Linked DNA regions of Mus musculus: all the other regions are linked to region 1. A link is a loop called in an ENCODE intact Hi-C map of the cell type or tissue named here. Cell type or tissue: heart. All regions are shown on one strand. Each heading gives the region's core, and the rest is flanking DNA. Links, peaks and the distances in the headings are about the cores only.

Region 1 (6,155 bases), core at 461-5,460:
GCCCCTCCCCTTGCTCTGGGGTACGCTATCCCTTGTTGATTTAGTTCAGGCAACTTGGAGGAGGGACAGGAAGGGCTAGGGCAAACATGTCACAGCCTAAAGTGAATAGGACTGACAGAAAGAAAAGGCAAAGAACAGAGCTGAGGAGAGGAAAAGAGGAGAGGCCTCTCTTCCCATCCCACAATCTGGGCTCCATCCAACACAAAGTTAATTCCTAACCTCGACTTCACCACCCTGCCCACTGCTCACATGATTTATCCCCCTATCTGCCTGCATCGGCTTTATAAGCCTCCCAGCTCTACACACCATTATAAAAGATGTCTGTGCTGCTGCCTCAACCTGGCCCAGCACTGGCTCCTGCCACAGTAACCCTTTTCCACCCTTTCATTTTACAAGCCTTCCACCATCATGGAAATCTGAAATCCCACGAAAGAACAGTAAACAAACACCACAGGAGAAAGAAAATACCTATCCAGGCTACTCAGGACAGCAAAAGTCACAAATGGATGGATGTCTAAGCCAGGGATGAAGGCCTCTGAGCACAAGCAGTGAGCTGCCTTCTTGCCTGGGCCCACCTAGACAGTAAGAAGCAGCTGCACACAGATGAGTTGATCCTTCATAGGACTAAACCACACCTGAATCTCAGTTTTACTCTCTGTACTTTGAAAGATACCAATGTGACAGTGGTCAGAGTCACAGCCAAGTACCTGGCATACAATGGGTACACAGAATAGTAGCTATTGTGATCTGGGACGTTAAGCATTTGAAAAATGGGGGTGGGGTAGCAGTTCTTATTCCTTCCTAACGCAAAGTTAAACTTTCAACAAGATTTCTCCTTTATTCTGGGCAAACTTTCCCTTTCAAAGCCAGATTCCACTGATTGATCCAACCCAGAATAAGCCAAAGGAAGTTTCCTAGTAGTGTCTGTTTTACTGTCTTTGTTTGTTGTTTTCTGAAACAGTCTCTCTGTAGCCTAGACTGACCTGGAACTCAGTATATAAGCTTAAGCTGGTGCTCCACTTGCCTCTGCCTCCCAAATGCTGGGATTACAGATGTGGTTTCCCCAGGCCTGGATTTCCCTACTATCTTGAGTAATGTAATATCACCACATTGAACACCTAAAATCTACATCTGCTCCTGTGTCTCCTCATATATCCCAAACACTCCCTCAGCTTCAGAGTCAAAGGCTATACTTTCTCATCACAGGCCTCCAGAGAACCTGCCAGCTCTGCTGGAATCTGCTCTTTCCCTAAAATGCCCTCTTACCACAGAGCCTAAGCTAGAAATCAGGGTCAGACCTTCCCCCAATTAACTTGGCTGAGAATGGACACTAAGGAATTCTCTGCAAGTCTCTGGGGCTCCAAATGCTCTGCCAAGGAGTTGGAGCACTCCCCCAGGGTTCTGTTGTTCACTTGGGGTTAAGGAGCCAGGAGATGGAGGCGGAGGGCAGGAGGGCTGGGGAGGGCAGGAAGAGAAGAGAGCTTTGATTCAGCGACCAGACTGAGTTCTCTACAGGCCGGGCTCCGCTGAGGTTTCTCGGGAGAAACGGGCCTCTGTGGTAGCTGTGTCTGTAAAGCGGATGGAAATGCCCATAAAGCCATATCAAACCCTGTGCAGAGAAGGACAGGGATATATATAGAACCAGGAACCAAAGGAGCCACAGGGGATTCAGGCGGCCAGCTCCGCCCAGCCCTTAAACACGCCTCAGGGAAGGGGGAGGCCCAAGGAACAAGCTCCAGGAATGAAGGCTGGAGACAGCCCGGCGGGTTTGCCAAGGGAGTGGGGAAATTAGGGGCGTCTCAGGGACAATGCTAGAAAGGAACTAACAACTAGGCTGTTGGAATCAATCAAAGTTGGGGGCAACCTAGGTCTGGGGCAGCTCAGGGATGCTAAGGAACCAGACTTGGGGAGTTTGATCAGAGCCCAGGCGACTGCACCTCCACTTTCAATTTGTCCAGGAGCCAGTGTGCATCTCTTCCTCACTTAGTCCCAGCCTCTGGAGAAACTGGGGTTGAGGACAGTGGAAAAAAAGAAAAAAAAAATGTATCCTTAAGAAGTCTCTTAAGTCAAAGTATGCCAAGAAGAAAAATCATCACAAAATAGAATCAAGTCAGGTGTGACAGTTCCCATCTGTATTCCCAGCACCTAGGAGGCTGCAGCAGGATTGCTGTGAGTCTACACCAAGTTTGAGGACAGCTTAAGCTACATAGTGAGACCTTTTCTCAAGGAAAAAGAAGGATAATAACAAAGAGAAACCAGGGACGCAGATGAAGTTCAGCCATCAAAGAGCAACATGGTTAGCAGTACCAGAAACAAAATAACCCAAAACAAATTCACAGAGAGGACAGGACAGCTACTAAATAGATCAGAAGAGACAGTCAGGAGTGACCAGGCTCATCTGCTCAAATTTTTGGGGATCCCTCCCATTAATCTTCTTGCCAAAGTAGGTTGTCAAGATAGAACACCTGTGTAATGGTGATGGGGAGCTAGAAGACACTAAGCCTACAAGAATTTCTTATCTGAGCCACATTCAGACAACCAGTCCTCCAACGCCCTACCCGAAATTCAAGAGAATCCCTCCCTCTCTGCAGCTCCAGTTCCCAGCAGCACAAGTATCCGAGGCTTTGGCGCCACCTGCTGTCTACTCCTGTTAGGGAGTGGACAGCATGAACCTGATATTTGCCTGCCTTGATTCATCACAAATGCTAAAGGAAAAAAAATTTAAGAGAACATTAACTATAACTTATGGGACCACGATACAACTCAGGGACACAGCACTTGAATAACCTCTAATAAAAGGGAGACCCACGGAGAAATTTACTCTGGTTTCCCGGCCTGCTATCTTGGGAAGATTTCTGGTTCACCCAGAACAGTGGTCCTTAACCTTCCTAATACTGCAACCTTTTATACAGTTACTCTTGTGGTGGTGACCCCAACTATAAAATTATTTTTCTTTCTACTTCATAACTGTAATTTTGCTACTGTTATAAATCATAAGGTAAACATCTGATATGGGGGAGATTTGATAACCTAAGCCCCCTTGTGGTAGTGGTGGTGGTGGCAGTGGTGGCACATACATTTAAGCACAGTACTTGGGAGGCAGAGACAGGTGAATCTCTGAGTTTGAAGACAGCCAGGACACACACACACACACACACACACACACAGAGAGAGAGAGAGAGAGAGAGAGAGAGAGAGAGAGAGAGAGAGAGAGAGAGAGAGAGAGAGAGAGAGAGAGAGAGAGAGAGAGAGAGAGGGGATATCTGATATGAGACAGGTGCGAAAGGGTCATTTGGCCACCTGGAAGGGGTGGAGACCACAGGCTGAGAACTGCTGCTCCGGAGTGTTTCACTGTGTGTCTATATCCAGTGTCTGCAAAGTTCCTTTTCCAAGAGTCTTGTGCATTTGAGAACAGTGAGAAGTCAACAATCATTTTTCTAGCTAATAGATTCTATTTTAAATTCTGTCTTCAGCACATTAGTTTGGTTTTCTGGGTTTTAAGTAGATATTCTAATTTGCACCTAGATGCCTTGATCAAGTGCTTCTCATCTAACTCTATAACAGCAACAGTGTTCCACAAGCAGTGACTTAGATAGCTTATGCTGCTGTATCATTCTATATCTCTCACTCTGATATGTAATAAGTTCACTAAGAAGTCAGTTTATGCCACAGATAATACACCTGCTCATTCAATTTACCAGATATCTCTGTAGCACCTACCACAGACCAGACATAAACTGTAGGTAGGTTAGTAAGATACACAAGGTCTATAATCTTGTACATTCTAACATCTTTTACCTACTGACTCAATTTGGTGTAGAAATTCTACATCCATCTTAATGAATACCTGTGTGAGCCACAAAGATCAAGTCAAAATCATACACAGACTTTGTAGAGACAAAATGAAGAAATAGAAGGAGATGGTAGTTAGGGAGTGTGGGCACTGGATGGATAATACCAGCGCTTGTAAGGCTGAGACAGGAAGATTGCTCTGAGTTTGAACTACAAATGAGTTCCAGGCAATCAGGCTAGTTTGTGGGGAGGGAAGAGGGAGGTTTGCAAGTTTTGTCTCTAAAGACTAAGACTGAGTTTCCCCTACAACATAATACTGAACCAATTCTAAGGACTATATGCCAGCATCCAAGTCTCAAGCATCCTCCAGTCTCAAGGTCCTTTGTGGAAAGAAAAGAGGTGCTGGGTGGTGGTGGCGCACGTCTTTAATCCCAGCACTTGGGAGGCAGAGACAGGCAGATTTCTGAGTTTGAGGCCAGCCTGGTCTACAAAGTGAGTTCCAGGACAGCCAGGACTATACAAAGAAACCCTGTCTCAAAAAAAAAAAAAAAAAAAAAAAGGAAGGGAGGAAGGAAGGAAGGAAGGAAGGAAGGAAGGAAGGAAAGAAAGAAAAGAGAGAAAGAAGCAAGATGCTATCTATTCCAAACCAGGATTAACTGCTTAAGTTATATAAAAGGACTTCTCCAAATGTCATCACAAAAATATATATAGGACTCCATCAAATGGAATAAAGGAGAGTTAATTAATTTATTATATGTATATAGGTGTTTTGCCTGCATGTATATCTGTGTACCACATACATGCAGTGCCCACAGAGACCAGAAAAGGGCATCAATTTCCCCTTTGGAGTTACAGATGGTTATGAACTGCCATGTGGATGCTGAGAATCGAGCCCTGGTCCTTTAGAAGCAGATAGTGGTTTTTAACTGATCCTACTATAACCTGGTAAATAAAGGGAACGGAAGTTAGCCATAGAATTGTAGGATACACACGTCCTCTCCTAACCTAGCTCCCTAGTTTTCCCAAGTGAGACTGATACATTGGTCATTCAAAAGGGCACCTTGAATTCTCAAAAAGGTGTTCCAAAAGCTTCTGGTAATAGTCCTATCAAGTAAAACACTGTCTCTACTTCAACTACTACTACTACTACTACTACTACTACTACTACTACTACTACTACTACTACTACTACTTCTTCTTCTTCTTCTTTTCTCCTTCTTCTTCTCCTCTTCCTTGTTCTTCTCCCTCCTCCTCCTTCTTCTTTTCTCCTTCTTCTCCTTCTTCTCTTCCTCATCCTCTTCCTCCTCCTCCTCCTTCTTCTTCTTCATTATCATCATCAATGTTTATTATTATGTTTATCTCTTTTTGAACTATCATGAGTGGAATGCCTAGGAGTATAATCCATTTATTATTGTTCTGGTTTCCTTATGGGAAAACTAAGGCCCAATGAGTTGTTCATGCTTGACACCAAAATTCCAAGAGCCAATTAATACTAAATACGATAGGAGGGTGGCCTGGGCCCTTGTGCTATCCTTTCTTTAGCTGTACTGTCACCTCAGGTTTTGTGTTTGTTTAGTTGGGTGATTTGGGCTTTTGGTTTGAATTTTGTTGTTGCTGTTGTTTGTTTATATTTTTTAGGCAGAATCTCATGCCTATAATCTCAGGACTTAGGAGTTGGAGACAGAAAGATCAAGAATCCAAAGCTAATCTAGTGAGTTTGAGACCAATATGGGCTACATGAGGCCCTGTTTCAAACACACGCACACACACACGCACACGCACACACCCCAGAAAAATCCAAAGGCAACAGACTTGTTTTCTTGTCTTAAAAATGAAACAAACAAACAAACAAAAAATGTTGCCTTTTACTGTAGCCCAGGCTGGCCTTGAACTTGCAACTGTCTTTTTGTCTTGGCTTGCTGAGTACTGGATTACACGTGTGCATGTCTGAGGGTAGCCTCAGCTGGCTACGGAGGATGGCTGTGAGCTCCAAATCCTCCTGCCTTGCATCTGGCCGCCACTTCTTGTGAGCTTCCTGAGATTCACACATCGCTACCATAGCTAACACTGATGCTAAGCTCCCAAACTGAACCAAAGAACAGACCACAGTTGGACAAATTAAGTTAAATTTTTCAAGAGAAAAAAAAAAAACAAAACAAAACTAAAACACCAGTTGGGGAGAACAGCAGACTATCCCCACCCCAGCATACACACTTACAAGCTACTCAAACAGCTCTGAGGAGAAGGGAAGCCCTGACAAAGGCAGCAGCCAAAGCTAACAAACAGGGAAGCCAGGAGAGTCCTCAAGTGAGCCTTCCTTATTAGTGGTTCTCAACCTTCCTAATGCTGTGACCCTTTCATAC
Region 2 (6,155 bases), core at 572-5,571, 52 kb before region 1:
TCCATGAACAGATCGTTAACCCAGACACTGCTTCTGATCTTTTGACTCAAGACTCACACTTCTTTTTCATTTTAGTGTATCCCTTTGGCTTGATATTATAATTACTTAAATTACCTTGCTACATTTAATTCACAGCTATCAAAGCTAGCAACACAACGGAGCTAGCCTCCACCATGAAAACACTCAAGCTGTCGTGAGCACCACCTCAGCAGACCTTCAGGTTGTTAGCACTAAGGTTGCTGTTCTGTTGGGGTTATTAGCACTCTGCCTTCCAACCAGTGTCTTCCCATCCCTCCCAAGAGTGATGCATACCCACTGGCACTGCTCAGTGCCCTGGAGGCATCAGGTGACAACAATAATATCAGAGGTCTTTCCTGACCATGTCTTGAACATGGAATTTCCTTACCACCCATGGTACCAAGCAGTGCTTGTTTCTGACCTCACTATCACCCCTGTTCCCCACGCAAGGCCTGGGGAGGGAGGAGAGGACAGGTGGAACAGCAGTAGAGAGAACCCCTGCTCTCTCCCCTGCTCTATTCTCCCCTCTCCTGTCACCGATTTCTGACCAGGCTGTGGATCCTATCAGGGGTCCATAAAGCTGGGAGGACTCTGGCCCGAGAGAGGGAGGTAGGGGTTAGGCAAACAGGCCAGGGAGGCAGTTGGTTGAAATTTAACCACAATATTCTTGGTCTCTATTGTTTTGAGTGAGGCCCAATATTTCCACAGCAGGATTATAGGATCTGATTAACCATGTTAGACAACAATGCTGAGCTGGGATGGGCTTCCCCTTCCAGCTGCCCATATGAAAAAGTAAATATAACACCCAGATTTCAGAAGAGACTCCCAGAAGCCCCCAAGTCCCACTCCCAGTTACAGCTCTGCCATTGTTTTTGGGCCCCAAAGCTCAAGGAGGTAGAGTGTACTGCATGCTCCTTTAACTACTGGCCCTTGGCCCAGCAGGACAAGTAATCCTGGCACAATCGTCCCAGGTGAGTCAATGGCTGTGTGCTCCCCACACCCTGGAGTTCTTCCAATGCCTCTTCCGGGTTCCCCTGGTAGGTCGGTCCGATTCTCAGAAGTCCATGAGAGTTGGGTGCCCAGAGGCCAGCACTCACTCACTGGGGTCCAGGGGTGTGGGAAGCAAACAGAGGTCTGCTGGGATCCAGAAAGGAAAGCAGAGAGTGTGCGGCTTACCAGCCAGTACACAGAGTAAGCATTCGGTAGAGTACTTTGGTACCATCTAATGGCATCCCATGTGCCAGGTGGGAACCACAGAACTGGGAAGGTACATAAAGGACTGCCATATAGTACCTGTGAGGGGAAGTGTTCCCTAAAAAGGGCTCTGAGAGCTTCTCTAACAGGGATCCCCTGGGGTCCCCACCCCTCACACTCAGACAGGCTGCCTCAACTCAATCCTCTCATTCACTCAAGGAAGGCCCAGGAAAGTGGACCAAGGAAGGCGCCAAACTCAACAAACAGCCTTGATCTTGCGTGCCATATAGTATACGTGGGATCAGCAACTAGGGGCCACCCCAAAACAGTAACTTCCTTCTCTGCCTGAGTGTTCTCCTGTATCTAAGGGCCTAGTATAATCTGTTTCAACTTTTCCAGGGACCAGGGATGAGTAACTATGGTTGATGGCTTCCTTACACTGTGTCCCTCGCTCCTTTGAAACGGGCTCCTCCCATCCCAAAGACTATTACAAAAGACAGATTACTCAGAGAAGAACCTAGAAAAATACATTTTGATTGCTTAAAAGACTGTTAACATAGTTGTGCCTTTAGTACCATAACATCATCATGGTGACATTTCCAGCTAGTTCGAAACGTTCATATGAAAAGCAGAAACCAAAGCACACAAGAAACATGCCTGTTGGCATAGGGTACATTAATGAGTAATGACGGGGTTAGCAGAGGTTAGCTCATGTCAGGTCAACGTCATTAGAGGAGTTAGGCTTCCCTTAAACTCTGTAGAGCAAATCTTTGTAGTTTTGTGAGTCGGAGAAAATAAAAGACAGAGTGAGTGAAGAGAAGAAGTTGTCCCTGGCAACATCAGGAATGATGGAGAACCAACAGCCGGGTAGGAGAGGTGCAACTCTTCGTCCCTGTCCCTCCCATCTCCACCATCTCTGCAGCATAAGCAGGGGCTCCCGAGACTCTCCAGACTGCTCCCACCTGTAGTGGTAATAAAGGATTGGGAGCTAAGGGAGCCTTAAATGAACAAGGAGTGTTCTCCGGGTGCCCTGGGATGAGCCTTGCCAGCCGACCTGCAAAGATCTTGGTCTAGCCAGTCCAGAGTACAGAAGCACAGACCTCTCTCTCTGTCACCTTGAGCTCTAGGAATTCCAGGGAAGATGGAGATGAGGTGGTTTCTTCCTTCTCAGTTACATCACTATCCCTTGGAAACACTCCTGGACCAGGAGGCTAGCTCCTAGTGTCAAGAGAAAGGAATGGCCCTGGTGGGTTTTTCCAGAACCCAGTTTGGTCTCTGCTTGGAAGGGCTGCTGGGAAACTCCATAAGGCACCAGGTAAGGGAGTACTATCCAGCTCTTCAGCAAGGAGTGACCTGCGCTAGCTGGCTGGTCCCTAGCTGACAGCATGGGGGAATCACCAGCATGGCCAAGTAGGCCTCGTGACCTAGGTGGCGCTGTTTCTCTACTTTTTAGGTCCAGTTGCAGGAACTTCCTCGAGGTCCCAAGCCCTGCTCCTGGCTTGCTGGCTTGCTCGTGTAAACCACCTTATATTATTTTTTTTTCTAAAAATACTCCAAAGCAATTGAAAGAGTCCCTTCTCCCACCAGCCAGCCCTGGCCCCAGCCCCGGCCCCGGGGAGCGGGCGGGTAGGCGGGGAGGTGGGCCACTGCTTTATTAAACACAGGGAAAACTAATATTTACGGAATAAAATTTATGGAGCAGCCACGAGAATTCGACCCTTTTATGTGCATGGGGAATGGGGGTTGGGCCAGGCTGGGGGCCTCAGGGAGGGGCCCAAGCCAGGGGGCAGGGCTGGAATAGAGCCTGGCTAGGCCAATTTGTCAAAGCGGGATTTCCCTGGAGTTGCCCTGGGATGAATGATTCTCAAACACCACCCAGCTCAGGGGTAAGGGCTTCAGTGATGCCTGAGCCAGGGCTCCTGGCAGTAATGTTTCCCTAACGACGCATTTGAGCAATACCCCCAAGGCAGGAGCAGCCTCTGAGAACACAGGAGCAGTGGACTGGAAGGTGACGAGGCATACTCTTTTGATAGAGTCCCACAATCTCATGAGAAGATGAACAAAGTTGTTTGGAGAACTTTCCTTGTAATTTTAGGGGAGTCATAATTAAGAATGCCTGCTTGAGGCTGCGATTTGGGCAGAAGGATTAGCCAGGGTAGGACACAGAGCTTCACTGTGGTGAGTGTCTACCACAGGGCACACCCTGAGGTGCTGCAGCCCTGCCCCAAGGTAAAGCAAAGTGAGCAGCAGCAGGGGAATGTGTGGCCAGCAGAAAGCCCCAGCATCGCCAGGGGCTCCCGTCTCGGAGAGCCCGCATGGAGGAGAGCCATCCTGCTGGAAGGCAGGGTCCAGGAAAGAGATGTGGACTGTGGAAGACTGCAAGAAGAAGAAAAATCTTCCTGGAAATATTTTTAGTCAATCACCTAAGAAGCTGTAACGAGCTGGGCTGTCACTTACTAGCTGCATCACATTTAATAAGTCAATAATTTCACGACTAGGTTTCCTAGTGGGTTACTGGTACCATCTTCAGATGATGCTGATGATCATATGATGAGATGATCATATGGACAGACTACTTGGTACACAAACTGCTCAAAGAAAGCTGGTCATTTATTACTGTGGCTCCCCCACACACACCCTTTTTTTTTTTTTTTTTTTGAGACAGGGTTTCTCTGTGTAGCCCTGGCTCTGTAGACAGGGCTGGCCTTGAACTCAGAGTTCTATCTGCCTCTGCTCCTGAGTGCTGGGACTAAAGGTGTGTGGTACCACTGCCCGGCTTATTACTGTTGTAATAATTAGTACTTTAGCATGGCTTGTATGGTCCTATCTCCATGAACTGACATCCGGCAGAGACATCAGTCTCAGGGGGAGAGGGTGAAGACAGACGGGGAAGCCCTCCAAAGCAAGCACACCAAAGTGGTTTCTGCATCTGCCTCTGACTCTCCCTCTACCATAGTGTTCCCAGCAATCCTGAGTTCACTTCCCACTGCTATCAAGGTCAAGTTTCAGATGGTCTTACTACACAAGAAGTCATGGCAGAGAAGACCAAGAGTCTGTGTGCAGACAAGCCTAGGTGCCCAGGAGTGATTTTTGGATTCTGCTTGTCTCACTCAACCATCTCTTGTTTTCAGACACTATCTTACTCTGCAGCTCAGGCTGGCCTCGAACTCATAGCAATCTTCTTGGGGCATCCTAGCCTTAATACTTTTTTCTACTAAACACTGTAAGATGCCAGTTTTGTTGTAGGATTCTTCTGGGGTCGGTTCCTGTTCCCTAGCATCCTAGCTATACTTACTTCATTATTTAAGTAGAGTGAAGACAGAGGATGTGGGTGGGTGTAGCCTAGTTGGTAGAGTGCCTAGCATGCAGGAAGCACAGGACTGATCTCCAGCACTGCATAAACCATGTGTGGTAGCACACACACTTGTAATCCTAGCACTTAAATGTAAGCAGAAGGACCAGGAGGTCAAGGTCATCCTCCTATACACAGTTTAAACCAGTGCATGCCTTTAGTCCCAGCACCTAGGAGGTTGAGCTCTGAGTTCCTAGGCCAGCTTGGTCTACATAGTGAGTTCTAGGCCAGCTGGGGCTACACAGAGTGTCTTGGGCCACTGTCTTGAGCCAGAGTGGTGGTGTTATGTGTGGGTATGTGTTTAAAGACAGACATACAGGGACACAGCCATAGACAGGCGAACACAGTATACACACACAGTCATACAAAGACACACACACACACACACACACACACACACACACACCAAAAAAAAAATGTCAAATTTCTTTTTTTCCCCATCTGTGGGACCTTACTTTAGCCCTACTACTTGAAGTCATTTGTAATTTGTCCTGACATTATGGTTTAGCCTATTCCCTGTGCTTTGGGAGGAAACAGAAAAAGCACACACAAGCTTGACAGAAATGTAATCTGTCTTGTACCAACATGGAGAGAGTTCTCAAGATCAAGTCTTCTAACTGTGGCTGACCTCAGCCTCATGAGAGAAGCTGACGAAGCGTCTGTAGGATGGAGCTGATAGCTCAGATGTGACCCAACAGGACTAGGGGACACCCAGTTCTGTTCTAGGGGGATTCTGGGATCCAGAGATCACAGGTAACCTCAACAGTCGAGGAGTGTGAGCATCCTTTATTCTGTGTTGAGAGAGAGAGACCCCTGTGAAAGGCAGCCAGGAGTTCTGGGCATGCGCCTCTTTGTAAACTTGCTTCATGTACCTAAGTTTGCCATAGGGTGCTAGTTCTAGAGAAAGAACACTACCCAAGCAAGGAGCTGGTGTCACTCATATCCGGAATGCCAGTGAGTTGGAGTCAGGCTTCCCCTGGTAAAGTCCCCATCCAGGTGGCCTGTCAACACAAACTCAGGCCTCTGAGGGATGCTCTGCCATGCAAGCTCCTTCCAGGTGATGCTAGGAAGCGGTTTTGCTCTCTTCGTGGTGGCTGAGACATGGAGAGTTAACTGAAGAGTCCCCTGGGCTTCTTCCTCTTGGACTTCACCAGCCGAGCTCTATGCATAGGGCCTGAAGCAGCCTGGAGGGAAAGGAAACTCAGTTACTCTGTTCTGAAACAGACCTCTTGGCTCCTGGTTGGTTGAAGCCTTCTTAAAGTGTCTGACATGCTTTAAGATTTATTGTAGGCAGTGCTGTGAGCGTCTAAGTGGGCGTGTCCCTCACAGGCCATCACTGGAAGTCGAGGAAGGTGAAAAGGGAGTTAAGGTCCATCATTCAGCCCGAGTGGCAGGAAAAGCAAGGAGTCTATGGGCAAGCAAGATGCTCTTCGGTTTAGCATCAGCTAATAATCTCTCTCATTCTATCCTATCAAAGTGCTGTCAACTAGGCAGCAACTGCAGGGACCATGGCTGTGAGGTTACTAAGTTATCTCCAGTGCTCAGACGGCCGGCCACCCAGGAAGCTGCTCATGTGTGACTCACCACAGGC
Region 3 (6,155 bases), core at 669-5,668, 68 kb before region 1:
CCAGGGCCAGAGCCTTCCTGGTGAGGAGGCCTTTGGATCCAGCACAGCAGTTCCAGGAGGGCAGTGGTTAGAGTCCCTTCAGCTTCCTGCCCCAGACATGCCCAGTGGATGGAAGGTGCTCTCTTCTAGCAAGAGACGCCCCAGGCGGTAGAGCATCTGAGGGTACCAGTGAACACCCTCACTTGGGGTCCAGCTGCCCCATGCCAAACTGGGAAACAGTCGCAGGGGCCAGAAGGCCAACTGAGCCAGATGGTGGTCAGCCACAGCTGCAAAGCAGGAGGCCACCACATCCTCCACCACAAGTGTCCCATGCCTTGTGAGAGGAGCATAGGACCCAAGGGCCACGTGGGTGGAGACAGCTGCCACCCGAGCAGGCTGGAGGCCTGGTACCCCTGATACCAGCACATATTGGCCTGGTTGCACATGGCTGGCAAATGTGGCCCGGAAGTGGGCTGCTGGTTCTGTATGATTGTCCGCAATGAAGAGCAGGTGGGCAGGCGTGAGCGCCAGCCGACGCGGAGGATCCTGAGTCTCGATGACCTGGAAAGCTCTCAGCCGGTTTGGCTCGCGGTCCAGGAAAATAAGCACATCACTGAAGGTGGGGGTCCCATCCTCCCCCATGGCCAGCACCCGGTCTCCTGGCTTTACAGCTGACAGGGCCACACGCTCCCCGTTCTCTAGGCGCACCTGGGCTCCGGCAGGAAAGCAGCCACCTGTCTTGGCAGCGGCCGAATGCTCTGTAGGTAGAAGGGACATGAAGGTGTTACTGCTGGATGCTTACTCTCAGACACAGTGTCCCGCCCCTAGTACCCTAACCCAGGAGAGCTTCTCTTGCTTTCAGATACCCCCCATCACTATACCCCACTCTTTGATAACCCACCACCAACCCATAGCTTGATCCTCTGCCCTTCTTCTCTCTAGCCCAAACCCTAGCCACTGAGAGGAACACACAGGGGCTGGAGCACCAGATGATGTCCCCACTAGATTCTGTCGTGAATTCCAGAGGCTGGAGGTCAGCAAAGCTGCTACTGTGACCTGAACCCAAGAGAGCCTTGTGGAAATAGAGAAGCTGGCTTAGCTTTGCTAGGGTCTGTTCTACCACTTGATCAAATACCTCCAAGAAATGGCCCTCCCAGAGTGGCATTCTAAGGACTGTGACAGAGCTGACCCGTGGAAAAAACAGGCTCCTGAAGCATCCCCAGATCGAGTGCTCAGGGGGTGGGGCAACGACAAGGACAAAGCCCATCATTTTCAGTTCATATGTTGGTCCCTTATGCGGGGGGGGGGGGGGGCGGGGGCGGACATAGTGGCGTCAGATGGTGGAATGGAGGTCAGCGTTTGGAGTCAGGAGTAATGAACAGGATGGGCCACTTGGCGAGCTGACCTTTGGACCGGTGTTTATAGATGAAGTGGGTATGATTTTAGGTACACACAGTTGGAAGGGTCAGGTTGTGGGTGGGGGTAGTAGGTAGGATCACCCTTGTGAAACCCGGGGGAATCAAAAATACCCCCCCAAAAAAGTCTAGTGTGCCAGTCTTTGAGTGCAACTACTATATAGTCCTATGTAGAGGGGGTGTGCAGTCGAGTGGGACCCACAGAACCATGTGAAGCATTTGTGAGTGGGTTAAGTGTAAGTGACAGGGACACTGGTGAGACTGGGGATGAGGGGCAAGGCTCCAGTGCCTGCCAGTTCTGATCAACAAGGCGGCCAATCTGGGAAAAATCCACTTTATTGAGTCCATTTACCTCCAAAATGTCCAGCTTTGGGGCTCTGGGGAGGAGATTGGGGACGCCTGCGCCCCTCTGGGAGGCCTGACCTGCATTTGCGTGGTAGATTCTGAAACTCTAGGCTTCTGGTCGGGCACTCTGATGTCTAGACACACTCTGGCCCCTAGCCCCATCATGCCTTGTTCTGCATGGGCCTGGATCGGGGACAGTGGTGCCTGCCAACCTGGCTTCCTTCATCTCTTCAACTTGTTCTGTCTTGCACTTCCTGTGGCAGTCTCTGGGCTGTGGACCACCAGGTCAGCACTCAGTGGTTCGGGAAATAGGCCCTGTCTCTCTAGGCTCCTGCCGGGACACTACCGGACATGGGAGGAGCAAGCAGTCCAAAGCAGCTGCAGGGAGCGCTGCCGCCGCCGCCGCCGCCGCCGCCTCGGAAATCCTCTTCCCTCGGGTCCCCGCCTCCATCCCCCGGAGGCCATCTTCTCCTTGGCCCTAGCGGGCTTTGCGCTGCCTGCCCACTCCCTGCGGCCCCGGCCCCGGGCCCAGCCCCCCGGCAGCAGCGGCTCACCAGACTTGACAGAGCAATGCACGTGGGCCTTGGACTCGTAATACACCCAGTCGAAGCCGGCCTCCACTGCTAAGCGCGCCAGCAGTCCATACTTATTTCGGTCACGGTCTGAGGTGGTGATATCCACCGCGCGGCCCTCATAGTGTAAAGACTCCTCTGAGTGATGGCCATCTTCATCCCAGCCTTCGGTCACCCGCAGTTTCACACCAGGCCACTGGTTCATGACAGAGATGGCCAGTGAGTTCAGACGGTCCTTGCAGCGCTGTGGAGGGGAACGAAGTTCGAAGTTAGGGAAAGGAAGCCACCCGGTGGGGAGCAGGTGACAGAAGATTCGACAGCACTCATGGGACTTGGAAAACTTGGAAGGACCTCTGCCCTTTTCCCTTAGGAGTAGAGGACTCTAAATGTGTTCTCCCAGTCTAGCAGCTTTGAGTCCCCAGGGACCTAGGCCACACAGTGGCGCCACGGATCTGGAGGACGCATGGAGTCATGAACTCTCAGGGGACTCTTCTCCAGTCTGTGGAGATCCACTTGGCTCCCTGTCACTTGCTTGGCGTTTGGATTCGCCACAAGGGTAGCTATGCTTTTCCAGGGCCCGGTTGCTCGGTTTTACCTAGGCATCAAGGTGGGTTGTCTGTCACGAGGGAGGAAATTTTAACAGCCTGCGGGCTGGCCTGCTGGGCATGCAAGGCCAAAGGTGCCCAGTAGGTGTCACCGCAGCCTCAGAGCTGAGGCCACCAGACACCGAGCCCTGCCAGTACGGCAGGTGCAGACCCAACAGCGGCCCGGATCTGGGGGTGGGGGTGAGGGTTGGTAGAAATTTCTAGTTCTTCTTAGATTCCGCCAGCAAGTGACACGAAACGTTCCCGTTGGAACCTTCTTTTGAACCCACACCTGCCTATGCTTAGCTGGAGACACCTCAGGCAGAGAGCCAGTCCCCCTCCTCTCTGACTTGGACACAGGGAGACCCCCTAGAAGGGACCTGTAAACTCTCCCACCTCCACCAGGGTGTAGTGTCCCTATTTAGGAAAGGATGGAGAAATAACCGAGCCTATGATCTCAAGAAACTGGCCCTGAATCCTTGGATCTTCCTTGAACAGCGACACCCTAGGGGGATCATCAGTGGCTGCCTATTCATGAATCCCTGTCCTTTGCCCAAGGGACCGTGCACTTGACTGAAGGAAGGGGGTGGAGTTTCCACCTACGAGGAAGGAGCCCTCCACTAGTCTTTAACACCTAGGTAAGGTGTGAGATCCCGCCAAGTATCTATCAACCTACCTCTGCCCCCACAGAGCCTAGGCCCTTACAGACCCTTGGACTTAACCTCAAGAGCCAACAGTGACTAAATCCATACTGTGCAGCCTGGCTTGAGGGTGCTCACTGCCCTCACCCCCACCGCCCGGGGGTGTAGCTCGGTTCTGGTAGCTCCTTCTAGATCCCTGTGATCGAGTTCTTAAACCTCACTAGCCAGCTGCCGCCTGACTCTTCCCCTCTACCCCCTCCTTCGGGTACAGAGCCTGGGCCCTCGCTGTCAATGATTGCCCAGCCTGTGGCCCGGATCCTTATCTGCATTCCTCGGCGCCCAGCCCGGCCCGGCCACCGGCCAACCTTCGGCCCCGACATCGGCCGGCCGGCCCCGGCGCCAGGGCGCATGCTGAAGGCCGTGGTTAAGCTGCTCTTCCTAAAGGCAGTCTTCTAACAGGGGAAGAGCCGATAGACCCTAGCGGAAAGGGGTGTGTATCTTTCCCAAGGCACACCAGACTTCGGAGAAAGAAGTGTGTGTCCTTGATGTCTGGTGGAGTTGGGTCCTGCTCCGTGCATGCAGAGATAAGTTAGTGTCAGCTCTGCTCCCTGCCTTCCTAGGCATCCCTACTCCTATTTCCAATCTTTCTTGTCCGTGCTACCAAGCTCAAGGATTCCCCAAGCTTGGTCTCAGAGCCTGAAGGCTCCAGCACCCCACCCTTTAACCGCAACCGCGCCGCTCAGCCCTCGCGACAGACACGTGGGCTCCCTCGGCTGGTTCCCTTTCCTACCTCTGTCTCCACATTCGACTTTCTTTCCCCTGCTATTCCTTAAGCCCAGAACCAGCCAAGTCGCTGCTCCAGGAGAGGGCAGCGCAGCTAACCAAGGGCACAAGGGAAGGGAAGGCCACGGGGTCCCCGGTGTCCTGAGCTTCTTCGCCTCAGGGATGCCAAACGGCTTCGTAATGACCAGGGCTGGGCTGTGAGAAATGTTAGGCCGAGAGGGATTTCGTGGTTCCCGGAGGCACAAGAGGCAGCCAGGTCCAGGTACCTTCAAGTTCCAGATTTGACCTGAGCTGCCAGCACTCGCGGGCAGAGGGGCCGCCCGCCAACCTGCGGGGCTTGGCAGCGGCAGAAAGCTCCTCTCAAAGACACCGGGCGGGATCCCGGATGCTAACACTCCCGCGGGGTTCCTTGGCCAGCCCATCTTGGGCAGAAAGACACCCGGGATTCACAAGAAGGGCAGGTGCCAGGGGGCGTGCCAGGCAGTCGAGAAAAAAGGTGCTAGAAGAGAGGATAGGGCCGGGCAGGTGGCGATGCTTCGATGGCGCGCTGGGAGGACCGATCGCGCTCACCTGGGTCATGAGGCGGTCGGCACCCGTGTTCTCCTCGTCCTTGAAGATGATGTCGGGATTGTAGTTGGGGGTGAGCTCTTTGAAGCGCTCAGAGCTGCGCGCGATCTTGCCTTCGTAGCGCCCGCTGGCGCCCAGGGTCTTCTCCGGCACGTTGGGGCTGAACTGCTTGTAGGCAAGAGGCACGAGCTTGCGAGGCGGCCTCCGGCGGCTGCCCACCACCCGGCCCGGCCCGCAGCCCCGCGCCGCCGGCACCAGAAGCAGCAGCAGCAGGAACAGACAGAACCGCAGTCGGGGCCGGAGCCAGGCGGGAGACATGGCCGGGTAGCCCGGGAGAGCAGCGGGCGAGGGCGCCTGGTGGGCTGATAGGTGGGCGCGTGGCTGGGACAGCTTCGGGGACTCAGGCGTCTGGGTGGCTCTTGGGGACTCCATGCGGGGGCGCCATGGGCAGCGCGACGCGGCTCAAGGCCGACGGGACTCAGGTGCGGGGCGGGGGCCCGGGGCCCTGGCTGGTGGCGGCGTGCTGTCCCCCTCGGCGCCTCGACTCTGAGCTGCCCGGCTCGCCGGCCGCCAATAAATAGGCCGGCCCGTTTGTTTTGGCAACGCGGCGACGGCGGGGGGCGGCGGGCGGCGGGGCTGAGGGCCGGCGGGCTGGGCTGGGCTGGCCCGGCCGGCGGACTGAAGGGACCCGCGGTTAGCACCCCGGCCCGGCGGTCAGGCGGCTCGGGCAGAGCGGGAGCTGCTGCCGTCTGCGGCGCAGCCCGGGGTCGAGTGAGAGGGGAAATGGAAGAGATCCGGGCTCGGGACCCGCGCAGACCGCACCCTATCCATGTCCCTGCCTCCTGCGCGCTCGACAGCGAACCTGCAGCAAGGGCAGCACAGCCTCCTCCCCCTCCGGCGGGCGGCCCCAAGGCTAGCCAGCCCTGTCCCGCGCGCTCCTCAGCCGCGCGTCCACCCGCCCGCTGCCCTTTGCGCCCCCTGCGCTGCCTGCGATTGTCCTCCTGACGGGCCTCACCCCACCCTGGTCTCTCCTTCCCGTTCCTTGCGGCTCCTGGGAGCCCCACCAGGCGCAAATCTCCTGGACAGGAGATGCCACCCCCACGGAGACCGCAACCCACGTCGCAGCCGGACGCAAGAGGGGGGTAGTGGCCGGACCGCACAACCGCCTACGGTGTCCCCTGCGGAGAAGCAAACCCGAAAGCTGGAGGTCATTCATAACCTGGTGCCCCACCCTGGCCCTGGCAACATTCCCTTTCTCAGCTTGGAGGA
Region 4 (6,155 bases), core at 818-5,817, 140 kb before region 1:
CCTTAGAGGGTCAAGAACGTGAGGTCAGCCCACATGACTAAGGAGTGTCAGTCGAGAAAGGCCTGGATAATCAGGAAGCTGGGTGTTGTTACAGTGTATCTTCCTGGGGCTGAGAATGTGGTAGAGAATTCCTAGCATTCTGGAAGCCCTGGGTTCAACTTCCAGCAATGGGAGACTATGTCTTCATTGGGGCCTGAGTATAACAGTGGCCTCAGCTGGGTGGTGCACGCCTTTAATCCCAGCACTTGGGAGACAGAGACAGGTAGATTTCTGAGTTCAAGGTCAGCCTGGTCTACAGAGTAAGTTCCGGGACAGCCAAGGCTATACAGAGAAACCCCGTCTGGAAAAACCAAAACCAAAACCAACCAACCAACCAAACAAACAAAAACCAGTGGCCTCAACCGGGCGTGGTGGAGCATGCCTTTAATTCCATCACTCGGGAGGCAGAAGCCGGTCGATTTCTGAGTTCGAGGCCAGTCTGGTCTACAGAGTGAGTTCCAGGACAGCCAGGGCTGCACAGAGAAACCCTGTCTCGGAAAACAGAACAGAACAGAACAGAACAGAACAGAACAGAACAAAAAAACACAAAAACAAAAACAAACAAACAAACAAACAAAAACCAGTGGCCTCAAGATAGTCATGGCAGCAGGGGAACTGCCAGAGATGAGCTGAGCTAGGGAAAGTGACAGAGTTTTCTAAGATGCTGAGGCTGGACTAATCTATGATCAGCTCAAACAAGTGCTTGAGAGAGAGAGAGAGAGAGAGAGAGAGAGAGAGAGAGAGAATCCATGTGACCCCCAAGGTTCCACAGAACACTTTGCAGATCCGTGGCTTGGCCTCTGACTTTTTGTAAGGTGAGATGTATCAGAGGATCACGCGGCAAGTTCATTGACACGCCACGACTGTAACTGTTCCCAGTCTGTATCAATCTCCCAGACTGATAGAAGAACAGAAAACAACAGAGTTGGATGGATATAAAAATGAGATTTCATAAGTGAGATCAGTTAGCTGACCATCTTTCAGCTATTATGTAATGACTGACTGAAATCCCTTCTTCAACAGCTTACAGGGACTTCAAGGACACCAAGGTTAGAGAAGCCACCAGGCCTACCCTTCCCCACTCTCAACTATTCCCAAAAGGATTTGACATGTGCCATGCCTGGGGTTCTTCCTTAGCTCCGAGTACCATCAGCTCTGCTGCAACTTCAGAGCACATGCCCAGCAATGTTCTCAACCATCTTCATGCGGGTCCTCTCCCTGGGGACTGTTCTCTGGATAAGTGAGGACACTTCTCACACCCCAGGTGATTTCCCAGACTGCAGAGGTATTGCCATTGTCTCTCCAGAGTTCTTGCTCTTCAATTCCTGGTTCACCACACCGTGTGGCTTCCCTTTGCCCTTCTAGAAGTGCTTACCTACACGGAGCATGTCATTCTGGGGATGGGGGAGGAGGAATTCCGTGCTCCAGAGAGTGGATCCCTTTCTTCATCCTAAATGCCATTTCCCTGTCAATGCAGTTTTCCTGCATTTCACGTGTTTTCTAAGACACAACTACTTTGTACACAGCCTCTACTAGCCCCAACCTTTCTGTGACTTGGGTTCTGTCTCATTTCATATAAAGATCTAAGTACAGGGGCCTGGGGAGATGGGTTAAGAGCACTTGCTGCTCTTCCAGTAGACCTGGTTCAGTTCCCAGCACCCACATTGCAGCTCACAACTGTGTATAACTCCAGGATCCGACCTTTCAGGATCTGACACCCTCACACAGACACGCAGACAAAGCAACAGTGCACATAAAATCAATACATCTTTAAAGATGCATTAAAAATATCTAAGAACGGGACCACAACCTTTGCCAGGAAATTCTTGGCAGCTCAGATTTCTCCATCCTGCCTTGGTCTCCTCTGGTGAGCTCTGTCTCTGTAAACAGGGCTGTAATCATGGTGTCCCTCCAATGCCCTCTACAAGGCTTAAGCCTCTAGCAGGCCAGACTGCCCCTGGCTCACGCACTGTCTGGACTATATGGGTCCATTCTCCATCTCAAGAGCTCTAGAGGACATGACATGGAGCACAGCTTTGCCTGAAAGGCAGAGTGCTCTGAGTGTTAAATGCCATGGATAGGGGCTGGAGAGGCAGTGCAGCAGCTACAAGCACTTGTTGCTCTTGAAGAGGACCAGGCTTCAGTTACCTGCACCCACATGGTAGCTCATAATCACCCATAACTCTAGTTCCAGGGGAACCCAGCACCTTCTCCTGACCTTTTCAGGCACCAGGCCCTAGTGTGGTGTGCATGTACACATGAAGGCAAAACACTTATACACATAAAATAAAATGAATAAATCTTTAAAGAAAAAGTGTCATAGAAAATGCAGTGGGTGATGGTGCATGCCTTTAGCCCTAGTACTCAGGAGGTAGAGGCAGGTGAGTTTAAGGTCAGCCTGATATCAGAGCTAGTTCTAGGACAGGCAAAGCTACACAGAAAAACTCTATGTCATAAAACAAAAACAAATAAAATGGCATCGAAAAAAAGAAGGTCATTAGACAGAGGGAACAAGTAAAGCCCGTGCATGAGGCACAGTGATTTCTCTCCCTGCTCCCAGCCTCACCACACCTTCTATCTAACAAATATCTGATGGAGGCTTTTCAAGTTTTTGTTTGTTTGTTTTGTTTCTTGAGGCAGGGTCTTGCTTTTCGCCCAAGTTGACCTCGGAGTCTGGCTCCCCCTGCTTCTTAGTTCTCAGTGTTAAGATCACAGGTGTGTACCACCATGCCTGACTGGGTTCCCTACAGTGTGTAATATTTAGAAACCAGAAGGAGGAGGAGGAGGAGGAGGAGGAGGAGGAGGAGGAGGAGGAGGAAGGGGAAGGGGAAGGGGAAGGGGAAGGGGAAGGGGAGAGGAGGAGTTAGTGAGTGAATAACACTGGGCCTGGGTGGTTCATAGGCGATCTGGGAAAGGATGCTCACCCACACTCACTCCAAACTCTAACTACCCAGGCTTCCACCTTCATTTCTCCATTCTGCCAAGGACACGGAAATCTCCTGCTTGCCTGACAGAGGACCAAGATATCAAGGCATTCTCCCACAAATGACTTTGTTCTGGAAATACCTACAACTATCCTCCTGAAAGTTTTCTTTTTTTTTTCTTTTTTTTTTTAAAGATTTATTTATTATATGTAAGTACACTGTAGCTGTCTTCAGACACTCCAGAAGAGGGAGTCAGATCTCGTTACGGATGGTTGTGAGCCACCATGTGGTTGCTGGGATTTGAACTCTGGACCTTCGGAAGAGCAGTCGGGTGCTCTTACCCACTGAGCCATCTCACCAGCCCCTGAAAGTTTTCTTATGAGGGGAGACATCTAAGGTCGCTTCCCAGACAGCAGGTTTTTAGAAAAGAAAACAGAGATAAGGATTACAAGTGCCTCTGAATGGTGAGCCCTGACGCCTCAGAAAGATCACTTGACCCACTTCCCAGACCTCACAAGGCTGGATTCAGGATGAAAGGTCTGGGTCCCTCCTTTTACCCCTCACTCTGAAGCGCAAAGGAAATGTGGAGGCAACCCGGCCCTGGTCCTTTTGTCTTAGTAGGTAAAGCACCTAATGGCCTTCCATCAAATCTTCCCTAGATTTAGCCATAGACCGGCCTATCCTCTCTCGGACCAGCAGAGGGCGCGCACCACTAGCGGGAAAAGAGTGGACCAGTCGCCAAACGCAGTCCGAGAAAGCCTTTAAAGAGCAGAGGCATCTATCTAACAGGGAGGATCAGAGCCATAGCTACTGGGAGCCAGCAGGAGATTTGTGAAGGAAAGTGAGAGGTGGTCTTGGGAGAATGGCACGAAGCAGGGAGTGGAGGCGGGGAAAAGTATTAAATTAGGATAAAATGGAGAGTGGCTGATGCAAGAAGTTTCGGATGGAATGGAGGAAAAGGTCACGGGTTGTTGGATGCGATGCTGCGAGGAGATGGCAGAATGGCGAGATGGAGGAAGGCGAGTACTTGTTGGATTGAAAGTTGGAGTGAAATGGGATGGGGTGAGGGTGAGAGAGGCACCCTCTCAGGATCTCACCCACTGGGTCCTCCTCACTCCAGGCCACCCCACGCTTGCTTGCCCTCACACTTGGAGGCCTTTTGCTCTGCCTGCCTGAGCCTTTAACCTTCTACTCTCCCTGAAGGGGCCCTGGTGCAGCAATGAACGGACAGAGGAGGCAGTAGGGCGCTTGGGAGCTTTAATGGGGCTGAAAGGGATATATACAGGCTGGGGTCCTTGGGCCAGAGTGTGATATGGGAGAAAGGGAAGCCAGAGTGTTGATATAGGGATGGGGAACGGCAGAGATGTTTATCGAGGCTTCTCATATCCCGAGGAAATAGGGGAGTGCGAGAAGCCTTGAGGTACTACCTTTTGGAGTGGGTTGTGGGAGAGAGTCAGAAAATGAGGACCAAGAAAATCCCAGAAAAATAGGGGTCATAACGAGGTGCAGGGGTGCAAGTGAGAAAAGAAAAAGACACGGGAGTTCCAGAATCTGGAGACTTGGAAGAGAAAAATTAAAGTGGGAGCCCATGCACCCTTCCTGGGGCGAAGATAACGGGGCCTGGAAGCCTGATGTTCAAGGAAGACCTCGGGGGTTTCCCATCCTTTCTTCCCTGGGCTGGGCGCGGCTGCTGCAATGAAATCTGTGTTAAAGGAACGTCGGGGAAAGCTTCGGGGCTCCTCCGAGGATGAGGATGGGATTGGTCACTGGGCCATGTGAGAGAGGCCCCGCTGTACCCGGCCGTCCCCGTCTAGTGATAATGACCCCCCAAGTGCGAAGCTGCCGCCACTGCGCCGAAGGGCCCGGGAGGGGGCTGCAAGCCCGGGGTGGGGTAGAGCGCGGCGGTGGCGGCGGCAGCGGCGGTGGCGTTCGGGCCAGGCCAGTAGGAGAAACCAGCGGGCGCAACGCCCGCCGAAGCTGCCATCAAGTTGAGTTTGGATAGGCCCGGGAAGGGCAGCGGGGCCAGGCCGGCCGGGAGCTTGTAGAGGGCGCCGTCCTGGGCGGCCGCAGCGGCGGCGGCGGCGGCCGCAGCGGCGTGGGCGTGCGCGGGTGGTGGCTGGCAAGCCTGCGCCAGGCCCTGGAAGTCAAAGCGGTAGGCGTAGCGCTTGCCGTGCACCTTGCTCATGATGTTTTTGTCGTAGTAGTAGCGCAGCGCGCGACTTAGCTTGTCGTAGTTCATGTTAGGCTTGCTCTTGCGCTCGCCCCAGCGCCGCGCCACCTCGTCCGGGTCGGTGAGCTTGAACTCGCCGTGGCCGCCCTCCCACGCGATGCAACCGGCGTTCGCGCGATCTGCCAGCAGCTCCAGGAGAAACTGCCACAACTGGATCTGCCCGCTGCCTGTGGGGAACGGGAGCAGTTAGCCACGGACTGGGGCAGGTTGGAACTAGGGAGGGGTGGGGGTGGAGGGGAAGCAAGAAAACAATCCAAACCAGTAGCAACCCACTTCGGAGAGGGTAAGGGAACGTCTGGCTGCGTCCTTGTGTGTAGCAGAAAGCAGCTAGTCAACCAGTGTAGACCAGCAGAGTACAACGGAAAAGGCTTTCATTTTGAAGGACCTGGGGCACATTGTTTTGTGGTTGTTTGCATGTGGAGAAACCTTGTCTCTTCTGTGGAGAAGCGGTGGCGGAGCTGGGCTTTTCCTAGGTAAGGACCAGACACCAGACCCTCCTACCCCCCTGACCAGTCTCCTTTATTTAAGGCAAAGACTGCACAGCGGTGCGGTACAAGCCAGCCGGGTGCAGGAGGTTGAACTGCCCAACCAGCTGAGGTCCTGTCCAGAGATCCAGACAGAATGGTCAGTTATGCACGTAGATGAAGGTCCTTGGCCCCACCTATACGAGCAGTAAACAGTCCCTACCACCCAAAGGCATACAGTAAAACAGGCCCAGCTTGAAGAAGCACTATATGCCAGACAAGAAGAACAGAGAGAAGCTCCGTGTACTGAGAAAAGAGACCAACTCTCAGAGGCTCCCATCCTCCCCACCTCCAGGTGCGCTGATCTCTGTGCTGCAGTGGAAGATGCCAGAACTCTGCCGGGGAGGGTGGTGGTGGGCAATCCCGAAGAAAGAGGTAGGATTGCAAAAGGATTGTGCTGGATTCCTGGCTGGTTTTCCTACAGATCTCAGGGTAACT
Region 5 (6,155 bases), core at 806-5,805, 91 kb before region 1:
TTCAATATTGCTGTAGCACTGAAGGACCTGCAGAGGACAGCTCACGAGGAAACTCAGAGTCCAGGGACTGACCCTAGAAGACAGTCACCCTGCCCCTCCCTAGCCCTGTGCTGGAGGTATCCTATATTGAGCATTAGAAAGGAGGATTTGATGGAGACTGCCTAGGACGGACGTACAAAATCCCTTCTGCTGTTACTGGAACCTCTGTATGGAGGAGAGTGGGGTAGGTAGCTAAAGCAGGTTTGTTCTACAGGAATGAACCCAGAACAGTGCTGGCCAATGGAAATATAACATGAGCCACAGACTCTGGCTGAAAATGCAATTTTAAATGTTTCAGTGGCCACATTCTTTAAAGAATGAAATATCAATCATCTATTTTATTTGACTCAATAGTTCCAGACTCCAGTCACTTCAGCATGCAATCACTGGAGAGGCTATTAGTGAGATGTTTTACACTATTTCCATAGTCAGCCTTTGAAATTTGGGTGTATTTTATACTCACAGCACATTTTCTCTACTTGGACCACTGTATTTCAGGTGCTCACTGGTCACATATGACTGGCCGGTGCCTGCCTGCCTGCCTTATGGATCAGCACAGGTCTAGAACCCACAATCTGCTGTACTCAGAACTGGCCAGCAGAAGTTAGCATCACATTCCTACCTGTCTCCCATAGCCCTGCTAATATATGAGAATGGGACAGTCAAAGATTCTACTCTGAGTAGAATCTATGTCTGAGTGGACATAGTGGCATATATCATGGTCTACGTAGGGAGTTCCAGGCTACACAGTGAGACCCTGTCTTGAAAGAAAGGAAAGCAAGAAAGCAAGCAAGAAGGGAAGAAAGAAAGAAAGAAAGAAAGAAAGAAAGAAAGAAAGAAAGAAAGAAGAGAAAGAAGAGAAAGAAAGAGGGGGAGGGAGGAGGAAGAGAGAGAGAGAGAGAGAGAGAGAGAGAGAGAACACCAAGAGTATAGTTAAGTTGGTAGAGTTCTTGCCTAATATACATCAAGCCCTAGGTTTGGACCTTAGCACCAAATTAATTGAGGGTGGCAGTCCATCCCTGCGATTTCAGTACTCAGGAAATGAAGGCATAAAGACCAGGAGTTCAAGTTTGTCCTTGGCTATGCAACAAATTCAAAACTAGCATACACTAGACAAGAACTTCTCTAAACAAAACAAAACCAAAACCCCACAACCATGCTTTGAGCAGCAAGTTGTGAGTTTGTATCTGTAGTCTCAGAAATGGGAGGCTGAAGCAAGGAGATTGCAAGGAGTTGAGGCCAACCCTGGCTGTATAGTGAAAGAAACCCTGTCTTGAAAAGCAAAACAAAACAAAACAAAAACAAAAACAAAAACAAATACAGAAAACAAAAAAACCCTACAAACTACAAAATAAAAACAATGTTTTTGCTTTGGGTACCTTCTTTAAGGCCTAGTGACCAGGGACCCCTACCTGACACCCCCCAGAGGGCTCCTCCCTAGGCACTAAGTTTTTCCAAAGGGTTTGATCCCAGCTGAGTTCTTCCCTGGGGGGAGGCAAGGGGGAAGACCACACAGAAGTGAGACTCAGGAGAGCCAAGTCAGACCATGAGCCTGGGAGGATAAAACCAGAAGAGGGCACTGTCCAGCCAAAGAAAAAATAGAAGCAGTTAGGAAATGCCCTTCAGCCACGGGTCATCCTTGTGGCCAGACTCTGCCCTTCAGGCTCTAGGGAGAGACTTAGCTTCCACAGTTGTTTCAGTCTGTATGCACACACCTTATAAACGGCGAAGGCTTCTAGCTCCACAGCATAGAGGCAGTTGGGAGAGGACGGCTGGAAGTACAGGCGCAGGGCTATGGACTTGAGTGGGGGCACGTCACTAGTGACTGGGGTCACCCAGAAAGGGCAGTCAGATCTGCCAGTCCAGACCACGGTGATCTTGCCTTTGGTATAGTTCCTCAGGCATAAAGGAACAGGGTTGGGGGCTTCAGGCCCAGGACAGGCACCAAAGTCCACATCAATGGGCTCTAGACAGACAGCTGGGGGAAAGATGGCCAGGTCCCTGGTGCCGTCAAAAAAGTACTCCGTCATGGGAGGGATATTGGGGTACTTTTGGTCTGGCAGGTCCTCCAGTTCCTGCATAGGGAGAGACTGGGACAGGGTTCAAATGTCATTCTTCTTGCTGCTGACTCTCTTCGGCTCCCTCCTCTCAAGTGCTTCAAGTGTTCCATGCGGGTCATCCCCAGCTACAGTAGTGTAGGGCACGGGCCTACTCAGTGACTTGCAAGGGAGGGTCGGGGATCCTGGAGAGATCAGCCCGCCTGTGTGGGGCTGGGATGTCTGGCATCTCACATACCTCAATGGGCAATATGAGGGCCCCATCCTCGTCCCGTTCCAGCTTTTTCTCCTTTAGCATGGCAGCCAGAATGTCAGGAGGGTAGAGGGTCAGGCCCCGAGCCAGGTGTGTTCGGTACCAAGTGAGGTGCTGAGGTGTCAGGATGGCTGGCTTGATGCTGTCTGAATGGCAGGTCCCAATCAGGTCCAGAAACAGTGGGTCCTGTGACATTTGTCCATGCAAGACAGAACCCAGGGTAGGTGGTGAGGCAAGAGGAAGTGGGGGGCTGGACAGAGGAGAGTTAGGGAGCAGAGGCTGAAGGATGGTGGTCAGGGCAACATCCTGAGAGCTGCCTGCTAGCTGAGCAGAAAGTTGTGGTATCCCAGGGCAAGTCAAGGGGAGAGCAGCCTGGACCTGTAGCTAGGATGCTCAGCTATTGCTTGCTCTTCTTGCACTACCCATGATTCCCAGGCATTCTCCTGCTGACTGGTGACAAACAGAAGCCTATCATACCCGGCATTTAGCCCCACCCTGCCAGTGTAGAATGGCAGAAAACCACATCTGCTTTGTCTCTTTGCTCCAAGGCCTCCCAGAGCCCATGCTGCACTTATGAGAACCGGGCAAAAGAGCCTTTTCCCCAGGTAGAGGGGTTAAGCCCAGAGCCCAGTTGATGGGGGATCCTAGGCTACATTCCAGCCTCCATTTTTGTTGCCATGTCCAGGTACTGTACATCACATGCCCATGGGGGCTGGGCTTGGGTTCTAGCTTCAGAGGTCTCGCCTCCTGCGCATGCCCGAGTGAGGTGACGTCACTGACTGGCAGCAGTGACATCAGAAGCAGCAGAGCCAATGGCCCGAGGGCAGTGGGGGAGAACTTGGCACACCCACCCGGACCAGTGAGCTTTTCATGCACCCTGGTCATGCTCTGTCCCTAAACCATGGCAGAGGCTCTACAGGGGCAGATGACCCAGTCAGATCCCTTAGAGGTTCCGCAAGGAGGAGGGTGCCCACCAAGCCTTGCCTTCATCTCCTAGTCTCAGGGCCTCCTCCCCACATCTTGGTCCCTTCTCCATCACTCACCTGGTGATGGATGAGACAAGCCACCCTCCGGAAACTGATGATAGGGTGAGTGGGCTGGTAGGCACAGTGCAGGGTCATACGAGTCTTGCCTGCCAGGGTTCCAAAGGCAGGCCTGATGCTGAAGACACTCTCCTGGCAGTCAATATCAAACTGGAAGTGAGCCTGGCAGTCTGACTGGTTCTCAATCCACAGAGTCTGTTCCCGGCGTTCCCCGAGCTTGACCCAGTGGAAGTTGACACAGGAGTGCTGCAGCACTGCATCGGGACCTAGGCAGAGGAAAGGGGTCCCTGTGAGAGATCCTTGCCCTTTGGGTGGGCTGGAGGGTGCCAGCCTCAAAAGATATCTCATAGGAAGTCCCACCGCTTGGATGGAGTGCTCCCTGGAGCCCTGCAAAACTCAGTTCCATCATTACTGTATGGAAAGATGGGATCACCAGGTATCCACAGTGCTTTCCCACAATGGCCACCAGGGGACAGCAGACACCCAGGCCCAGGGACCAGGAGTGGACAAAGCGCTCAAGGGAATGACTCCCTAGTGGGACACTCGAGTTCTGGGGAGCGTGACATCCTGGGACGACCATTACCTCTACAGAAACCAACAACCTGGAGCAAAGTTTTGGTGGCACAGCCAGAAGGTATGATGGAGAAGTAGTCGATGGCTCTGCTGTCCAAAGTCTTGGGGTGAAAGAACAGTGACAGGCATTTCTTCTCCCCCGGGGGCACAATGCCTTGGCTTGTGGAACATGAGAAGCTCGGGTCTTTGGTCAGCACGTGTTCGGCCATTTCTATCTTGAAGGGGGCGTTAACCTGTAGAGCCAGGGGTTAGGGGAAGGAAAGGTTCTAGTCCCAGATTTGGGCGGCCTGTGCATCATACTGAGGAAGCCACATGAGGGATCAGGGACAGGTGGTATCCAGGCTGGCCACGCGTGTGTCCCATCTCAAGGCTGCCCAGAGCGGGGGGTGGGGGGGGCGAGGGGCGGGGCGGACATCTTTTACTTCTCCCAAAGGTAGTATGAGAGCTAGCCTAAGGCCTGGGGGTCAGAACACTCAGTGGGCTACAGGACACATGAACCCTGGGAATGGGGAGGAAGGGGGAGTATACCCAGGCTTGGGGTCCCTGAGCCTTGCCCATTCCCATTTGCTTATCCTTTCCCAGTGCATGCACACCGCAGATGGGTTATACAGCCTGATTTGCCGCTCTGCGACGGAGCCCACGGAGACATAGCCGAAGTGTACCACCTTCTGGAAGCCTTCCTGATCCTGGTCCTCTAGCCCCTTGTGCTTTATGCTCACCAGCAGCTGTGCACATTTAGCTGGGGCAGAGAAGGGGGACTGTCTTAGGGAGAACCTATCAGGGCCTCTATAGCCCCAGCTGAACAGTCCCTACAAGACCGTGTATCGTGTGTCCCCACCCCTGCCTCTACCACTGGGAGGGATAGTCTGTGATTTATAGAAGATAAAGCCTAGGGCTGGTGGAAGAGTGATAGGCAGGTGGGGACCTGTGGGGGGTGGGGGCCCTGAGATCTAAAGCTCAGGGAGGGCTGAGGAGGGTCTCTGGTGGGAGGGCAGGCTTACCTGCAGCCTGTATGTTAATGCTGTTCTTCTGTTTGTTTCCCTTTCCGTACCAGCACAATGCCTCAACTTCATGGATGACAGCTATGAGGGGCTCAAAGGTCACTTTGATCTTACAACCCAGGCCTGGCTCCAGTAACCCCGTAGTGGGTAGTATCTGAAATGGGGCTGGGACTTCCCAGGTGAAGAAGGTGGGCAGGTCCCTAAGAGTGAGGGAGTAGGTCAGGTCTTGGGGTTCTGCTGGCAGGAGCCTGTCTCCCCTGCTCACTACAGTTCTCCTCCCCCCTCCCCCACCCCCGGGGACTGCTCTCTCTACTTCAGGACCTTCTCACCCCACATTGTTCAGACAGAACCAAGTCTCCACTGTGTCCCCAAGGGCACACATGGGCAGTTGCAGAGATGATGGGCAGTCTAGCTTGTAGCAAGGCAAGGTGGCCTTCAGGGTCACACAGAACACCCCCTCTTCTTTTTCAAACCACAACTGGTCTGTGTATTCCTTCTGCAGGACAGGAGGTAGAGGAAGAGACAGTTACCAGTGAGTGGTGTTCAGGTAAGAGTCAGGACATTCCACTTCTGCTAAGCCACCCCTCCAATGAATCCCTAGCAGGAAGACTGACCATATCAGAATTTCATGAATGCTTATGGCCCCTGAGGGGAAAAAAGCCACTTTTGTGGGAAACAAGGAATTCTGAGGAGCCAGATTCAACAGCATACCCCTGTGATTGCAGCTGCTCAAGAACCTGAGGCAGGAGGATTCCCTTGAGCCTAGAAGTTCCAGGATAACCTGGGCATCGTGAGGCTATAACTCAATATAATGAGCTTCAAAGACAGAAAGTTTTACAAGAAACATTCTGAGGAACCTTGCAGAGAGTAAGTGCCTAACGAATCAAGAGCTTTCTGGTGATAATTACAGCCCTTCTGACCCCATGCCCAATAGGAAACAGCCTTTTATTGAACAAGATCAAGGGAGGGTCTTCCTAAGCTGTAGATTTTTTTTTTAATTTATTTTTTGTTTGTTTGTTTGGTTATTTTTCTGAGACAGGATCTCACTTTGTAGCCTTGACTACAAACCAGGATGCAGTTATGCAGACCAGGATGGCATTAAACTCAGAGAGATCAGCTTGCTTCTGCTTCCCAAACACAGGATGTACCGGTGTGTGTGGAAATCCCCGCTGTTCAAACCGTCCTCCCA

Evidence for each region. Peaks named below come from ENCODE experiments on the same cell type or tissue, not always from the same donor. Only the 100,000 strongest peaks of a DNase experiment are listed, where the experiment ranks them.
Region 2: it touches region 1 in a loop (8-fold over the local background); 19 of 42 quality-filtered maps call a loop at or near these places.
Region 3: it touches region 1 in a loop (6-fold over the local background); 24 of 42 quality-filtered maps call a loop at or near these places.
Region 4: it touches region 1 in a loop (8-fold over the local background); 10 of 42 quality-filtered maps call a loop at or near these places.
Region 5: a loop joins it to region 1, with 7 times the contacts of the local background. A loop is called at or near these places in 8 of 42 quality-filtered maps.

Annotation. Positions count from the first base shown.
Region 1 is chr1:75,014,428-75,020,582 of GRCm38, forward strand. All of the region lies in intron 6 of Nhej1 (non-homologous end joining factor 1), which reads right to left. Among named protein-coding and RNA genes, the nearest start is that of Ihh, 66 kb to the left of the region's middle. In heart, for the core only: a CTCF peak has its summit at 2,651 (motif pointing left); DNase peaks (open chromatin) are centred at 1,694 and 2,634; H3K4me3 peaks cover 682 bases; H3K27ac peaks cover 1,398 bases.
Region 2 is chr1:74,962,021-74,968,175 of GRCm38, forward strand. Nhej1 (non-homologous end joining factor 1) reads right to left here. Exons shown (of 9, transcript NM_029342.4): 8 at 6,149-6,155; 9 at 5,326-5,748. The coding sequence ends at 5,674. Among named protein-coding and RNA genes, the nearest start is that of Ihh, 13 kb to the left of the region's middle. In heart, for the core only: a CTCF peak has its summit at 2,643; a DNase peak (open chromatin) is centred at 2,641; H3K4me3 peaks cover 499 bases; H3K27ac peaks cover 569 bases; H3K27me3 peaks cover 1,548 bases.
Region 3 is chr1:74,946,011-74,952,165 of GRCm38, forward strand. Ihh (Indian hedgehog) reads right to left here and starts at 5,662. Exons shown (of 3, transcript NM_010544.3): 1 at 4,890-5,662; 2 at 2,294-2,555; 3 at 1-737. The coding sequence starts at 5,204. The coding sequence ends at 79. In heart, for the core only: a CTCF peak has its summit at 2,990 (motif pointing right); DNase peaks (open chromatin) are centred at 2,091, 2,891 and 3,841; H3K4me3 peaks cover 3,346 bases; H3K27ac peaks cover 495 bases; H3K27me3 peaks cover 5,000 bases.
Region 4 is chr1:74,877,303-74,883,457 of GRCm38, forward strand. Fev (FEV transcription factor, ETS family member) reads right to left here. Exons shown (of 3, transcript NM_153111.2): 3 at 4,207-5,360. The coding sequence ends at 4,774. It overlaps Gm16582 (predicted gene 16582), which reads left to right. Exons shown (of 4, transcript NR_151618.1): 4 at 1,063-2,651. Among named protein-coding and RNA genes, the nearest start is that of Fev, 5.0 kb to the right of the region's middle. In heart, for the core only: a CTCF peak has its summit at 3,658 (motif pointing right); a DNase peak (open chromatin) is centred at 3,679; H3K4me3 peaks cover 1,131 bases; H3K27me3 peaks cover 4,427 bases.
Region 5 is chr1:74,923,039-74,929,193 of GRCm38, forward strand. It overlaps Cfap65 (cilia and flagella associated protein 65), which reads right to left. Exons shown (of 33, transcript NM_001039495.1): 5 at 5,296-5,462; 6 at 4,967-5,166; 7 at 4,559-4,704; 8 at 3,976-4,198; 9 at 3,393-3,658; 10 at 2,335-2,535; 11 at 1,755-2,129; 12 at 1-27. Among named protein-coding and RNA genes, the nearest start is that of Cfap65, 9.5 kb to the right of the region's middle. In heart, for the core only: CTCF peaks have their summits at 1,620 (motif pointing right) and 3,858 (motif pointing right); a DNase peak (open chromatin) is centred at 3,923; H3K27me3 peaks cover 4,289 bases.